2 separate regions of the Mus musculus genome follow, and region 2 is linked to region 1. The links are chromatin loops, found by intact Hi-C in ENCODE. Cell type or tissue: gastrocnemius. All regions are shown on one strand.

Region 1 (2,500 bases):
CAGGGGCAGTTTTCCCACCATGTGTTCTGCCTTTCCCGTGATGACAACTGGGCCGATGGGCTGCAGCCAATCAGGGAGTAATACGTCCTAGGTGAAGGATAATTCTCCTTAAAAAGGGATGGGGTTTCGCCACCTTCTTCGTCTCTTCCTTGCTTGCTCTCTTGCACTCTGGCTCCTGAAGATGTAAGCAATAAAGCTTTGCCGCAGAAGATTCTGGTCTGTTGTGTTCTTCCTCGTCGGTCGCGCGAACGCTATTAAGAGATGGCCACCCCTCGCCTTGCTCTGGACCCTGCAACCTCACAAGGGAGAGCCATTCTCTTGCCTCCTAGACTCAGCTCTGTTTCATTTTATGTGCATGAATGTTTTGCCTGGATATGTGTCTATGCAATACATGCATGTCTGGTATCCACAGAGGTCCAAAGAAGGGACTGGATCTTCTGGAACTGGAATTACAGTTGTAATCTGTCACATGGGTTCTGGGAAATGAACCTGAGTCTTATAGATGAGCAGCCAGTATTCCTAACCATGGAGCCTGCTCTCCATCCCTACTTGCTAGTTTTGAACACATCAATGGGACTTGTAAGCAAAGCTGATCAGAGTGTCAAAGCCATTTGGAGTCTGCAGTGTGCAGGCCATCCTTGAGGGGAGTTAGCAGAGGTCAAAGGCATAGGGCTGGTGTGGCCAGGGGAGGAAGCGGGTGAAGGAAGGATGGCTTGAGGAGAGGTTCAGTGACTCACAGCCTGGTGGCTTCAGGAAAGGTGCCCTCTAATCCTGGTCCCAGCCAGTTGCAAGGCAGAAAGTGTAATCACGGTCTGCTGAGACGGGTGTGGTTTTTGCTACTCAGCAAAACTGCCGGTGATGCAGGGTAAGTGTCTTCTTTGCAGCTTGGGAATGTGGCAGTTGGCAGAGGGCTTTGCACAGAGCCCTGAGTTCAGTTGGTGGCACTGCATAAATGAGGCGTGGTGGCACACGCTTGTGATCCCAGTACTTGGGAGGCAGGGACTTCTTTTCTCTTATTCCCTTATGCATTCTCTCTTCACACCCACATCTATGAGAGAAAGTCCCAGTAGTGCTGCCTTTGAAGCTGACTATGAGCTGTGTTTGGTGGTGCGCTCCAGAAGCAAGCCTATCTCTGTAAGTTTAAGGTCAGCCTGCTCTGCATAGTAAGACCCTCCCCACCCCCTCACCCCCCACCCATCTTAAAACAAGTAAGCTTCCTTTAAAACACAAATGTGCAAATGAGTTCTGGTGTCTTCTGTATAATGAATACCATGTCCTTACCTTGAACTCCAAGTCTATAACAGCTACTCCTCCCCCCCTCCCGCCCCCATTATTTTTCAGATCCAGTTTCTCTGTCCTTTAGACTGCCGAGAGGGGACTGGCCATCTACCTCTCATAGGCAATGCTGTCCCTTTGATCCTGCAGGCCAACAGCTCCCTCTGGTGGTCTCTAGTGGAAGTCTCGACTGTAAGGGGCTTCTGTCTCCTGGGAGGTGGATGGAGTGGAGAAGGCGAGATCAGCCGTGGTTCTAGTGGACTCTGCACAGCGCTCCGCACCGTTCAGATCCCATATTTGCCTGAGTGGGGGAGAGGGAACTTGGGAGAGCGTCAGTGAGCCTTGTTACTGTGATAAAATAAATGTCTGGCAAAAACAAAAGAAGACAGTCTTTTGGGGGTTTCAGCCTGTGATGGGCGAGTTCCATCGCTTCTGGACCCATGATGGAGGCAGCACATCATGGTGGAGAGGGCACGGTACAGGCGGCAGAGATGCTCATCTCATTGAGGCAGGGAACAGGTAAAGGGTCCAGGAGACAAGATGTACCCTTCAAAGGCATGCCCTGGTGACCTATGTCCTTCAGTTACACCCTAGCTCCTAACAGGCCATTCAGTATCAGAGGGCTGCTCAATCCTTTGCCCTCATGAACCAGGAACCTCTCACTAGCACCCCCAACTGGAGCCAAACCTTCATTGCATGAGCCTATTAGGGTTACACTGGATACACAAACAGGAACAGAGTGCAAGCCCTAAGCCCCACTGCAGCCTTCACTGGCTTGTGACTTTAGAGGCACCTCATGAAGTTTTACCTTGGTCAAGGTACTGTGCTGAAGGCTGTAACAGAGTCTACTAAATTAAACACACCCGTTCTTCCCTCTAGTCTGAGGCGCACCCACCATGTGTTGCTGTGTAGTTGCTTCTAGATGACACGTGTGCAGAAATGCATCTTGACAAAGGCTGCACATAGTGTGTGCTCCAGAGGTCAGCAATCATCCTAACTGCTGACCATGGAGAGAAGAACCACTGAGGGCCACGGAGTGGGAGGTGGGCTTTAGTTGATCAAAGAATAAGTTACATCCTTCCTTCTGTCTTGGTGTCCCATGGTGCTGGGAGAGAGAAGGGGGGGATACTAGGCTGTGGATCAGTTGACAAAGTGCTTGCATAAAGTCTGGGTTTGATCCCTGGTGCTGCCAGGCCAGATGTGGTAGTGCATACCCGTAATCCCA
Region 2 (2,500 bases), 230 kb before region 1:
GCCCCGGGAGGCTTTTACTTCCCCACTCGGGCCTCAGTTCCTCTGAACTTGCACCTGGCCCATTCCTGGTGGATTAGGCACATGCCGGTTGACACCTTCCCTTGTTGTTCTCCTCCTAGTGTACTGTAATTAACAAGGACTCATGCCCAGCCATCACCCGAGGGTGCTGAACCTCAGACTGGCAGGCTCTACCCCCCTTACCTTGACACACTAGAGAGGGGACATGGGAGGGGGCACTGGCAAGAAGCTATGGGATCATATAGCTCCTGAGCTCGAAGGAACTTCCAGACTCAGATTCACACAACCCTCATCTGCTTCAGACAGCTGGGCCTGAAGCAAGAGGCATGGCGTGCATTCAGGAGCTGAGAGCAGCCCCAGGTGATTCTCCCATACTCTATTGTTACAGAGAGGGTCCGAACATAGCAGGAGACACATACCTCTAGCTGGCACACGCCAGTCATTGTAGCCTTGCTGAGCAGCCCATGATATTCTGGCTCTCCCTGTCAGGATGGTAGTGGAGGGAAGGGGCAGGAAGGTTTTCTGGAGAAAGTGGGCTTTAGGCTGCCTCGGGGAGGGTTGGTTTAACTAATAGAATATGTTTCTCGGCATCTGTCACTGTGATGGAATGCCATGACCAGTGTAATGTGGGGAGGTAAGGGTTCACTTGACTTGCACTTCCTCATCACCGTTCATCACCAAAGGAAGCCAGAAACTCAAAATGGCAGAATGCTGGAAGCAGGAGCTGATACAGAGGCTGCTTACTGGCTTGCTCCTCAGGGCTTGCTCAACCTGCTTTCTTATAGATCCAGGACCACCAATCCAGGGATGGCACCACCTACAATGGGCATGGCCCTCCCCCATCAATCACTAAGTAAGAGAGTGCTTTACAGTTGGAACTTATGGAGGCATTTTCTCAATTGAGGTTACCTCCTCTCAGATGATTTTAGCTGTGTCAAGTAAACTATTCAGCACGACATCTGTGTATAAACTCTCTCAGTCTGACTTAGAATGCCCAGCACGGCACCAAACTCAGTGCCAAGTCCTAGTGCCAAGCATCTCATCAAGAAGGGGAAGGCAAGGGAGCCCAGCCTGGGACTGAGAGTTAGGCTCAGAGACCAGGCAAAGGGTCTTGCCTAGTTACTAGGGTAGGAGGGGGTAGCAGGGACCTCCTTCAGTCATCTTGATGGAGACCCAAAGGTGTCTTGAAACAATGTGGAGCTCTAGAAGAGAAGCACACATCCCAAATACAGAGACAGCTCTACCATATCTCCTCCCCCACCAGACAGCAGGCAGGAGGGACAACAGAGTTTAGCAACAAATTTGTTGTACTGCTCTGTGCTCCTGACTCGCTTAATGGTTGGGCGCTCCTAAACCTTCCCCTGCTAGCAAACACTCCCCTCCCATACTCCTGAGTTAACATCTTTTAGAATCTAGATTTCATCTCTGCTACCCCAGGCCCAATTGGGGAAGTGGCCTGTAGCCACTTACTCTGATTCTCCCGTGTCGGTGGGCCTTTAGGTCTGATCTTCCTTCCTTCCCATCATGGCAATCTCTGCTTCCTTCTTCTCTCCCAGCTCCTAACCCTCACAAATCTCAAAGTTGGACACATAGATTTCCAATTGGGGGGTGGGAGGCAGATTAATTCAGAGCATTAGAACCAATCCCCAACATCAGAGCAGTGAGTGGTCCTGGCCATTATCCTAATGAGGAACTATGTGCAGGGAAGCTGCAGGTTTTTCTCCTGGAAGCAAAGATTGTCACTGTCTGGCCTGGCTCTCCCTTCCCAGGGATGCCTCCTTCCTGAGTGTTACCTATAAGGTTGCTTGGTACCTAGAAATAGCCAGGAATCCTGGTGAGAGCAATGGTAGGCCCCATTCTCCTGATATGACCGTCTTTCAGGAGCCACCAAGGCCTGGAAGATCCATTGAGCCTTGTGTAAAACTGGTGGGGTTGCCAATCAGGTCTTCAGCCTCTGCCTTCTGTCCTCTTGCCTTCCTCCTTCCAACCATCCAGAATTGGAAAGTCATGTGAAAGAAATCAAGGAAAAGGGCTGGTATATATTGGTTGCCTGTACCTGTGTGTGTGCGTGTACGTGTGTGTGTGTGTGTGTGTGTGTGTGTGTGTGTGTGTGTGTGTGTGTGTGTGTGTGTGTGTATGGATGTGTTCATGGATGTGTGCACACTCATGTGACTGTGTAAATGTATGTGCTTATGTAGGGGTGGGAGAGCATATGCATTTGTGTGTCTGTGTACATGGACATATGTGTTCATGTGTGCATGGAGACCAGAGGTCAATATTAAGTGTTTCTGTCAACCATGCTCCACCTTGTGTTTTGAGACAGGGTCTCTCATTGAACCCGGAGCTCATGGATTCACCTGGAGGAGCTGACCAGTGAACTTCAGAGATCTGCCCCTCTCTACCTCCCAGCCCCATGCTGGGATCACAGACAGCTCCTGGCCCTGGCTTTTATATAGGAGCTAGAGAGCCAGGCTCACACTGT

The links. Peaks named below come from ENCODE experiments on the same cell type or tissue, not always from the same donor. Only the 100,000 strongest peaks of a DNase experiment are listed, where the experiment ranks them.
Region 2: it touches region 1 in a loop (6-fold over the local background); 30 of 42 quality-filtered maps call a loop at or near these places.

What each region holds. Positions count from the first base shown.
Region 1 is chr12:24,695,828-24,698,327 of GRCm38, forward strand. The region is part of intron 1 of Gm36129 (a long non-coding RNA gene); the gene reads left to right. It overlaps Gm52012 (a long non-coding RNA gene), which reads right to left. Exons shown (of 4, transcript XR_003950278.1): 3 at 1,391-2,500; 4 at 165-944. Among named protein-coding and RNA genes, the nearest start is that of Gm52012, 3.6 kb to the right of the region's middle. In gastrocnemius, a CTCF peak has its summit at 1,457 (motif pointing left); DNase peaks (open chromatin) are centred at 1,443 and 1,892.
Region 2 is chr12:24,468,118-24,470,617 of GRCm38, forward strand. No RefSeq gene overlaps it. Among named protein-coding and RNA genes, the nearest start is that of Taf1b, 29 kb to the right of the region's middle. In gastrocnemius, no CTCF peak of the experiment used is centred here; a DNase peak (open chromatin) is centred at 1,046.